Regions from separate parts of the Homo sapiens genome. Here region 1 is linked to region 2. A link is an interaction called in ENCODE POLR2A ChIA-PET data of the cell type or tissue named here. Cell type or tissue: GM12878. All regions are shown on one strand. Links, peaks and the distances in the headings refer to the core of each region. The heading gives the core; the rest is flanking DNA.

Region 1 (5,571 bases), core at 1,108-3,607, 640 kb before region 2:
TTAGCCAGGCTGGTCATGAACTCCTGACCTCAGGTGATCCGCCTGCCTCGGCCTCCCAAAGTGCTGGGATTACAGGCATGAGCCACCGTGCCCAGCCGTGCAGAGGCCAGTGTTCTAAAAGGACAAGGTCTTATCATCAAAATAACTTATATGATCCTCATAAGCATGACATTTCTGTGTTATATTTTGAACTCCATGTTGCTTTTCTTATTTGTCAACATTATAGTGTTTTCCATGCCAGACTTCACCACAGCAAACAATAAATAGCCAGACTCAAAGACATCAAATTATTATTTTTATTTTACTTTTTTATTTTTTTTATTTTTTGAGATGGAGTTTCTCTGTTGTCACTCAGGCTGGAGTACAATGGCGCAATCTCAGCTCACTGCAACCTCCGCTTCCTGGGTTCAAGCAATTATCCTGCCTCAGCCTCCCAAGTAGCTGGGACTACAGGCACGCACCACCACACCTGGCTAATTTTTGTATTTTTAGTAGAGACGGGGTTTCACCATGTTGGCCAGGCTTGTCTCTAACTCCTGACCTCAGGTGATCCACCCGCTTCAGCCTCCCAAAGTGCTGGAATTACAGGCGTGAGCCACGGCATACGGCCAGCGTCACATTATTGAGGAAGTTAATGTCCACGGATCCAAATTATATAGATGAATTATTTTTAAATATTTCAAATATGTTTAAGGTTGTGCACCTGTGTTTTAATTGCTCAAGAGGTGATTAGATGGCGTAGAGGTGGTGAGAGACAGGACAGCATAGTACTAAGAGCCAGACCATCTCCTTGTTGAAAGGAGGACAAGATATGTTTGCTGGGTGTTATATGAGTGTGTTTGTAAAGCATTTGGGAAGCATTAACTCTTATTTTTAGGCAGGGAGAAGAATGAACTGGAACTAAAGATTGGTTCCGGATCAGAACAAGAGTAAATCTCCCCCTACCCTTTCTCTCTGCCTCAGGAAAAGGAGAAAAAAAGAAATAGTATAGTAAATATGGACAATTTTACTATATAATAATTTCTTTCTTATTAAACACCTAAAAATATTTTTATTATGTTAAAATGCTTTCTTTTTTTCTTTTGAGACAGAGTCTCTCTCTGTCCCCCAGGCTAGAATGCAGTGGCGTGATCTCAGCTCACTGCAACCTCTGCTTCCCAGGTTCAAGCGATTCTCCTGCCTCAGCCTCCCGAGTAGCTGAGATTACAGGCATGTGCCACCACACCCGGCTAATTTTTGTATTTCTAGTAGAGACAGGGTTTCACCATGTTGCCCAGGCTGGTCTCAAACTCCTGACCTCAAGTGATCTGCCAGCCTCGGCCTCTCCAAATGCTGAGATTACACGTGTGAGCCACCGTGCCTGGCCAAATGCTTTTTTGTTTTTAACTAAATAATGATAATTTATGACTAACAATTTTACTAAATAATAGTATAGTAAACATGGAGAAGGAGGAAAGAAGCCGTGGGGATACTTTGAAGCTACTTGTGTCTATTTGTAAAATAACCATTGCCTAAAACAGAACTCTGACTTAAATACTGATGGCAACTCAATAATCTGCCAACATCTGACAAGAAAAATGCAGAAAAAAGAAAGAAAGAGGGAAAGGGTAGTGAAAATAGTCAAGATAATAGAAACAAGAAAGCACTTCAAAGGTGCCTTAAGCAGCAGTGAGACCCCACTGCCCCTTCTGGGATATGTCATGAATGTACATAGAGAATTCCTACCGAGGAATAAGAAGTGAAATAATTGGGTTCAGAAATGAGGACTTCTTGAGGGAGCAGTGAGGTTGGCTGACTTTTTCTTTAGTTTCATCGTCTCATGAAATGCAAACTCACTGCAAGGAAGTACAATCTTATGTTGTTCATTAAATACCGACTTGGTAAATGAAAGGACAAAGCCTAAAGATGTGGCATCATTAATTTTTTTCACTCCCAACTGTTGGTTGAGTCATTTCCAAAGACAGACTGCAAACCCCTTGAGCTGTGGCTGGAAATGAGGAATGAAGATCAGCTTAGGTGCTGAGAATTTTTATCCATCAAGACCTGGGGTGCTGGACACAGGGTAGAACTTTTGAAGCATTCACTGAAAGCCAAACAGTAGTCAAGAAAAGTTAAGACATAAGAAGACCCCTGTCTTCTACGCAGGAATGGGGAGGTCCTCTCCCTGCAGCTCAGCTTCTGGGCCATCAAAACATGAAGAAACAAGATGGTTGGTGGTTTTGTGTTGTAAACATTCAGCTCCAACACACACCTCAGTTCGTTAAGCGGTGAGGCGGGGAGGATGATCCATTTTGACTCATGCTGCCGAGGTGGCGGAAATCCTCCTGAAGACAGCAGGAGGGATGCAGTGAGACCAAATTACCCACGCATCTGTGGAAATGGGTGGGGAGAGAAAGTGATTCATGTCAGGACTAAGATAGCCTGATTCGTGTCTTTATGAACTCCAAGTGGTCCAGAGTCCATTTTCCAAAGTCATCATGAAAGAGGAAGTTTATTTTAGTAAATAGAAAGTAAAACATGTTGGAGCTGCACACACAGATGAGACTCAGGTGAGGAAGGTGCTGGGACTCCATGCCCAGGAGAAGTGAGGGGGCTGCCAGCGCAGCCAGTGGGCTCGGTGCCCAGAGACCTACTTGATCACACACCTCAGAGGGCTCACTTGATCACACACCTCAGCGGGACTCATGTGCATAGCAAAAAGAGAAAGGGGGTGACAAAATTCGGGGGACTTTGGCCTTTGGCCTTTGTTACATTTCTTTTTTTTTTTTTAGACAGACTCTCACTCTGTTGCCCAAGGGAGTGCAGTAGCACAACCTCACCTCACTGCAACCTCCATCTCCCCAGTTCAAGCCTCAACCTCCCGAGTAGCTGGGACTACGGGCGCACACCACCATGCCCGGCTAATTTCTGGATTTTTAGTAGAGATGGGGTTTCGCCATGTTGGTCAGGCTGGCGTTGAACTCCTGATCTCAGGTGATTCGCCTGCCTCACCCTCCCAAAGTGCTGGGATTATAAGCATGAGGCACTGTGCCCAGCCCTTTGTTATATTTTTAAAAATTAATTCAATTACTGAGGTGTTTTTTTTCCCACATAAAAAAGGGCAAAAGTTATCCATTTTTCTGACTGCTTTACTCCTATTATATGGTTTCCAGATCTGAGATTGTAGGAGGTTTTATACAACCCCTCACAGATAAAAATTGATATGAGATCCATTTTGGTGTGGAGTGTCAATGCTGAAGCATCTAGCTTGGACTGGACCCATGGTGGGGAGGTTTGGGTGCCCCGAAGGCTGCCTGCCCTGGCTGTTTGCTGGAAAGTCTGTATGATCACCCACCTTCTCTTGAGCAATAGAGAGAACCTCCTAGTTCTCCACCCCCACCCCAAAACTGTCTCAGCAGCCTGGTCTCAGGAAAGCCCCAAGCCTGAGTTGTTGAACTTGCTCTCACAGTGTTCGATCGGTTTGAGGAAAATAACTGTCATGTCCTTAGCATTGCCTCTGCTGAAAACCCAAGGGGACTGTGACCATGTGGCAGTGATATAGAAAGAGCACTGCATGTAGAGTTAAAAGACCGAGGGTGTAGTCCCAGCTTTGCAGCTGATGCTTGATGTGTCCATGGGCAGGTCGCTTGTCCCCAGTCTCCTGCTTGTAAGATGAGGAAGTTGAGCAAAATCTCCAGGGTCCCTCCTCCCTATGAGATTCTTCGAGTCTATGAAGTCCAGACTCTCTGGTAATGTGCCAGGAAGAACTTAGAACCTTTCTTATGACAGGAGCCAGGGCTGCTCAGTCCCCTCCTTGGCCACATGTGTCCAGGTGACAGAGAACACCCATGAGTGTGACAACACAGGTTCTCAGGGAAGGAGGAATCTTCCGGCTTTCTCTCCTGCGTTTCCCAAATCCTCTCCCTTTTGAATAAACATGTTGAGATGGTGACCTAAAACCCCATGTCATGTAGTATTAGGTTATTGAAACCCCTCCTTGTGTCTCGCTCTCCATGTCAGAAGCATTGGATTGGAACTGACTTGAAGGAGACAGAGCAGTAACTCCCACGCCTTCCTCCAACAGAACTATTTTAAAACCTTTTGCAGAGAATCCACTCCATGGTTCAGACCTCTGTGAAAAAGTTCTCTACTTGTCCCTCATTTAATGTTTGCCAGCCCTCAATGTTGAGCTGGCCAGAGGATTAGGACACATTTTAAATATTATTTAATAATTGGATAATATATGTACCTGGTACAAAATTCAAAAGATACAAAAGAATATTCAAGGTAAAGCAAATCTCTCTCCCAGCCCATACTCCAGCCATCTCTTCCCTAGAGGCATCCACGTTCTGCAGGTTGTTATGTAGCTGTTCAAGATATTCCATGCATATGTAAGACTTTGTGTCTATATTCCTATTTTTTTCTTTTCACTAATGGCAGCACAGTACTCACGGCTACACACTTCCTTTTTTCTTTTAAAGCTGTATTTGAGAGCTCTTCCATTTTAGTACATGTAGATCTGCCTCATTCTCCTTTAATGTCTGGGTAGTATTCAATTATATAGACGATCATAATTTGTTTAACCCTTCTTCTGTTAATGGACCTTTAGATGTTTTCCAAAATGTTGTTAAACAAACGATGCTGCAATGAATATCCTTGTACACGCAACATTGTCTTACCATGTGCTACCTGACAGTGTGAGTTTTATTTTCCTGTGTAAATGTTTATCTTCTCAGTTAGTTTGTAACTGCTTACAGAACAGGCACAGACATTCAAAAACAAAACACAGTATTATGCACATAGTATGGCTTTCATAAAATATTGGGTGAATGAATTAAAGCTCCTCAATCATGCCAGTGGTATGGAGAAGCAAATGGTATTTCAAAGGTTAAATGAATTGCCTAAATCAGAGAACCAGACAATCAAAGGAAACACCAATAAAATAAAATAAAACTGATAAAAATAAAAGCAGATATTTAGAATATACTTCCCAAAAGTTGAATATTTTTCCGACATTTACATTCACACTTAGAAGAGATAACTCCATTGGCTAGCCCAGCAAGGAGAGTAAACAGTCCTCTGGAAAAATCGGTCACTTTGGGGGGCAGGCAGATGGCTCCAGCTATTGGAATGCCATTTATTAAGTGTTGACTTCAGTTCACAAAACAGTGGCCCAGTGACCTGGAAAAGTTAAGCATCACCAAGAGGGCCTCCACTGGTCGGGAGGGTGACAGTTCCTCCCATGAGGGGATCTAGTGCAGTTCAAAGGAAGATGAAAATGGAAAAGGAAGAGAAGAAGGGAAAAAAACACTCTGACCACACAACAGCTCTGGAATCAATCAGGAAAAAGGGAGAATGAGTAGATGACTTTAATTGTCCTGCATCAGCTGTCACCAATGATACAGGAAGAGAATGCCCTTTGTTAAAAAACAAGGAGGGTGTTGTTATCATGATGTTTAATGAACACTCATTATAACCTGGTACTACAAAATGTGTGGTCTGATTGGTTGATCTCAAAACAATTATGTCGACATCTCATAACTTAAAGATCATACAGCTTTGTAATTTCGCAACGCATTACTTCTTAAAAAC
Region 2 (5,571 bases), core at 2,094-4,593:
TGGATCTGGCTGATGTTTCACTGTCTGAATGACAGGTCTCATCAGCAGGGTTTATGTGAAAGGAGATGATTTCAATTCCTCCTTTTATGGCACAAGGACTTTGGCAAGGTCACTTGACATGTCACGTGTGCGCCTCTCAGAATCTTCTCCAAGCATTTGTGAGAGACAGAACAGCAGATTTTAAATGTAAAGATTGGGCAAACTGTGCTGTGTCCAGGAAAATGCTGCCACGGTGGGCTTATTGTTGTCATTATGACCATTATTTTTCCGCCAACATCTTTCATTGCCTCTCGGTGTTTTTGTGAAACAAAAGAACCCAGCTGAGACTTCCACAAAGAAGAATGCAGGGAAAGGGGAAAGGGGAGAGAATACCTTGAGCAAGAATAGCTTGGAAGGAGCCAAAAGTGGAAAAGGAAGTCTAATTCTGTCCTAGTCCAGGGGGAAAAAAGTTTTTTGAGAAATGTAAACAAATCAGGAAATCCTGGCACTTACTCCAGTTCCGATCTGGGGAGACACACAGGTCCTTTCCCGAGGAGGGAGCTGCTGTTTGTGAATGAAATCCAGATAAAATTATTCATCGAGCCCTGCCAGCCCCACAGTTTCCAGCTTTCTTTTTGCCTATGGCATAGCTCAAATCTTAAAATAATAATAATAAAAAAACATATGCATGTTATTAATTCTCCATATTCAAATGGAAATTCAATGCTATCATAAATCTCTCTTTTCTAATGTAAATTCCATTCTTCAGCATGAAGCTACGGGAAAGCCATTGTATCTGAGTAATCTAAACTTGAAAGAGAATTTTTGTTAAACTAGTTATGATAGGAGAAACATGTTTTTCACCGAGTCGAAAGATTAAAGTTGGTTGTAAAAAGGGGTGGGGGACTGAAGGAGAATTATTGGTTGCTCAACTAATGATTAGATACAGAACTTCAAGGACAAATTAAGAGGCACAAAAGAAAGAGTCATGCAGATAAGTGAAAACAGTTTCAATGATATTAAATAAAAGATGCATTGTTTATGTTAGGTTGTAATCTCTATTCCCATATTCATCTAAACAACCCCCACCACCCCATTAGCTACCCCAGGTAAATTCCTAACTCCACTGCACAATGCATCTGCAGACTGGAGTAGTATCTACCGTTCCCTTTCTCACTGCCAGACCATCCTCCCTATCTCTAGTTTCACTATGTCTAAGCCCCTCTTCCTTTCCTTTTTTTTTTTGAAACAGAGTTTCACGCTTGTTACCCAGGCTGGAGTGCAGTGGCGTGATCTTGGCTCACTGCAACCTCCGCCTCCCAGGTTCAAGTGATTCTCCTGCCTCAGCCTCCTGAGTAGCTGGGATTAAAGGCATGCACCACCACGCCCAGCTAACTTCTGCATTTTTAGTAGAGATGGGATTTCACTATGTTGTCCAGGCTGGTCTCGAACTCCTGATCTCAGGTGATCTGCCCATCTCAGCCTCCCAAAGTGCAGAGATTACAGGTGTGGGCCACCACACCCGGCCTCTAATCCCCTCTTTTAATGAGGCCTTGCTCCAAAAGAATGTAGACAGGAGGTCTAAAAAAAAAAGAGCTGAGGTAGCCTTTTTTTGTTGTTTTGAAAATATGTTGTGAATCCTTTGGTTTATTTCAAACGATTTTCACCCAATACCGTATATCATCCCTCATCTCAAATCGACTCCACTAATTTCTTTTGATTTATCACTCTTGTCCAGCCTACCAACCCTCTTTCCCGCTCATGCCCACTGTTAAATTAAGTGTAGCCTAAAGCCACCTCCTTACATATTTTAAATTCAGCCCAAAGCTTTCTCTATATAGTGAACTATAACCTAAGTGGATGTGTAAACAGACCGTAACCTACTCTAGTGACAATCACCAAGTTTCAGCCAATCAAGGGTGGCCAACTATTCAAACCATGTTCAAATAAGGCTCACTCCAAGCTGTAACCAATAAGGCTGTTTCTGTTCCTCACTTCTGTTTTCTGCACATCACTTTCTTTTTCCTGTTCATAAATCTTCTTCCACCACATGGTTGCACTGGAGTCTCTGAGCCTCTTCTGATTTGGGAGGCTGCCCGATTCACATACCGCTCTTTGCTCAATTAAACTCTGTTAAATTTAATTTGTCCAAGTTTTATCTTTTAACATCACAAACCTACCCCAGGTCTCTCCTTTGAAAAATTATTATTTTGAATGTAGAGTTGGTCTGGGCGTGTAGCAACAAGAATGTGTCTGTGCATTACAGAGATACAGGGAGCAAATTTAAAGGGCTTCCTCAAGCTCTGATATCAATAGAGGCTCAGGTAAGAGACAAGTTTCCCTTGGAGGGAGGAGATGGGGTGCTGGGAAGGACTGAGGTCCAGGATATACCTCCCCTTCAAGGGGCCTGGGCCTAGGCCCTCACTGCCTATGTTTGCATGGAAACCTCCAGAGCGGAGCAGGGTCGGGGCTTCAATCCTCAAGACAAAAACTTTCTCAGCTGACTTTTAGAACAGAGGGCAAAGATATACAGATAAAATATATCCCTCTGTATCAATGCAAAGCATTATCTCTGTCCCAGAAGAGTATTTGCGGTAAAAAGAAACACTGAAATCAGAATAGAAATAGTCATAGCAGGAGTCAGGTGCGGTGGCTCATGCCTGTAGTCCCAGCACTTTGGGAGGTTGAGACAAGAGGATCACTTGAGGCCAGGAGTTCAAGACCAGCCTGGGCAGCACAGCATGACCCTGTCCCTACAAAACAATTAAATATTTGTTTAAATAAAAATTTTAAAAAATATTAACAGAAGGACGGAACTTGACTCGTGCAGGTATACAACTAAGGGTTTGGCTACACATGCACAGGCCTGCTGTCAATGTGTTATTAACATTTAGAGCTGAAATAATACAACTTAGAATCATCTTAATGAAAATACCAGAGCCAACCTCTGCAGCTGCTTATAACATAGTCACCTTGCCTCAGGACCAATTTCTCCCCTGAACTCTTATTAATCTTCAACATTCAAGATAGAAGATTTAATGTTCTCTCTGGATTGTTCAGAGATTTATGACACCTATAGAAATGTTCATAAAATTTGAGGCTATGCAAGCCTTTTGGCATCTGTCTCATTGTTATCGGAACCATAAAAGTCATCACCATCTTGTCCACAGCCAGTCTTTTCTTCCTAGATAATCCGGGGAAAAATAAAGTTGCCTCTGAGTCTCTGAGTATCTGCTTGAAGCAGGCTCTGTTGTCAGGTGTGTGTGTGTATGTGTGTGTGTGTGTGTTGAAGGAATAGTGGTGTCATATCAGGGAAGGGAGAGAGAGAATAGCAGATCAACCTGTATGTGTTTGAGGACTTAAAGGGGAATTTTGAGAAATTGTTTCTAGAGCAACTCATTTTATCTGTCAAAAGGATGCTGCAGTATGTACGTCGCTCACTTCAGCCTGGTTCTCTGGCCCAGCCTACCCAGGAGTGGTAGTCTCCGGAGTGTACACAGAGAAGGGAAGCAGGTGCTTCAACTCCCCCAGCATCTGGTTTAGATGACCACAATGCTGAGAACACCTGCAGCCTGCATTTCAGCCAAGTCTGGCCTCCCATTGTATTCGATTGGACTTTCTGCCTTGAGCAAGAAAAAGGAATTGTTTATCAGATTTGCCAAAGGATCTCCGGGGAGGTGGAGAAAGACAGGATAAACAAACCTACAACAAGCAAGGGTAAGCAAAGCACTGGGAGACTTGGATTATTTGTGACTGTCCGAGGTAATCTTTCAACCTGACACAAAGTAAGTAAAAGCTGAGAGAGAGAAGCAAATGTTAGCATGGACCAAGTCAGTTTCCCAGCGGTTCATGAGGGAACCGATATTAGATCATCTTGTCCAAACTCTGGTCCTAGGCTGACACAGAAATCAAATTCTCAAGACTGGAAAGACTTTCAATCAAACAACAAGGGTTTAAAAGATGACTGTCCTAGAAAAATCTTACAAAGAAGATGGTCTTACCACTTGCGTAGCAAATGTTCCATTGCGCACTTTATAATTTCATATTTTGTAATAACTACGCAATGGGTAAGCTGGTTACCTGCAAATCATATCAAAAGCGATAATCTTGGTTTTACTTCTCTAACCAATGTAAGCAAAGCAAGCACGTCTGATATAGCGATATAATACAACTTCATGGTTGGTATATAGGAACAAAAATTAAATTAACGCGCTTATTTCCAGGGCCTCAGAAAATAGTTTAGCGGTATCATATATTGTGTTTTCTTAGTAAATAATTCTGCAGGAACCCCTTCTTTTTCTTTCCTTTGTATAGAGCCCCAACTAGTGGAATATTGGAAAACTGCACTTAAAGAGAAAACATTTAAATAGGAGATGACCACAGGTCTCTCTTCCTCAGGTTAAGAGCCAGTAAGATCGTACAGACACTGCTCATTTTGGGGTGTGGAGATATGGACAAGGCGCTGAATTAAAAGGGGAGGGGTGTGTGAAACTGGCTTATACTTAGCTCCTCACAGGCATAAAGGGCAAACTCGTACTGATGAAAACAAGTGCAATCTCTGGCATTTGAAATGAGTCAATGGGCTATATCTATCACTAGTTTGAGAAAGGAAAATATTTATTGAGTTCAGAACTTATCTTCTTGAAGATATCTTTTCCAAAGAAAGAGGAAGATATCCTGTGACACAAGATTGTATATGTTGGAGGAAAGAGACCTGGTTTCACAAATTAGATGAGAAGGCAGTTGGCAACATTGTCCCACTGGTGCAGAACAGAACAGAACAGGTAACACTGTGCCTGTGCTGGGGTCGGTGAGAAGGAAGGGAGAAAGCAGGTGGAGGCAGCAAAGTGAAGGGAAGGACTCCCACACAAACAACTAAGAGTCAAATATAGACACCTGGAGAAGTGATTTATGACACAGATTTTCCTGAAGGAATGAAATCTTAGGGGTTCTCGGGCTTTTAACTTTGTTCCTTTCTTTGTTTGTTACCTCTCCATTTCAAGGAATCTCATGCTTGTAGATTTTTTTAGGAGTCTTGGCTCCCTTGCCAAAAAGCACCAATAAAATGCAGGCAGCCTGGAAAGGTTATAAAAATGCAAGATGAATTCATCAATCAGACAAGGTCTTGTCTGTACGTGCAACAGGGGGTTCACAGACAGGCTTCAGGGACTTGGTGGAGCTCCCTAACAAGATGTGTAACTTCTGTGTGTGTGCATTCTTCTGGATTTTATAGCTTTTATCAGATTCTCAAAGGGGCCTGTAACCCAAAAGAAGAATAAGGAATATAACTGTATAGAAATCTGCACACAGACCAAAAAAAAAGCAAAACTCACACTCACATTTTAATGGATGCCCCTCAGAATGATCCCAGACTCCATGAAATTCTGCTCTTAGAGAAGCCAAACAGAGATATCAGATTATTTCAGTACATCATGAGTCAGACTGTAGCCTTCTCTTTTATCATGCAATGACTCTTTGAACAGAGAGCTGCAAGACGTTTTTTGTTGCATTTTGCACTGCTGTGATGGCATAGGGCACCCTTCTCAAACCTCAACGTGCTGTCCTTGAGCAGGTTCCAAGCTGATTAACCTC

What was found. Peaks named below come from ENCODE experiments on the same cell type or tissue, not always from the same donor. Only the 100,000 strongest peaks of a DNase experiment are listed, where the experiment ranks them.
Region 1: POLR2A ChIA-PET joins it to region 2 with 5 read pairs; 1 of 35 experiments calls an interaction of 5 or more read pairs at or near these places.

What each region holds. Positions count from the first base shown.
Region 1 is chr6:106,123,087-106,128,657 of GRCh38, reverse strand. No RefSeq gene overlaps it. Among named protein-coding and RNA genes, the nearest start is that of PRDM1, 40 kb to the right of the region's middle. In GM12878, for the core only: no CTCF peak of the experiment used is centred there; a DNase peak (open chromatin) is centred at 2,437; H3K4me3 peaks cover 955 bases; H3K27ac peaks cover 1,359 bases.
Region 2 is chr6:105,483,612-105,489,182 of GRCh38, reverse strand. No RefSeq gene overlaps it. Among named protein-coding and RNA genes, the nearest start is that of PREP, 83 kb to the right of the region's middle. In GM12878, for the core only: a CTCF peak has its summit at 4,305; DNase peaks (open chromatin) are centred at 3,472 and 4,343; H3K27ac peaks cover 183 bases.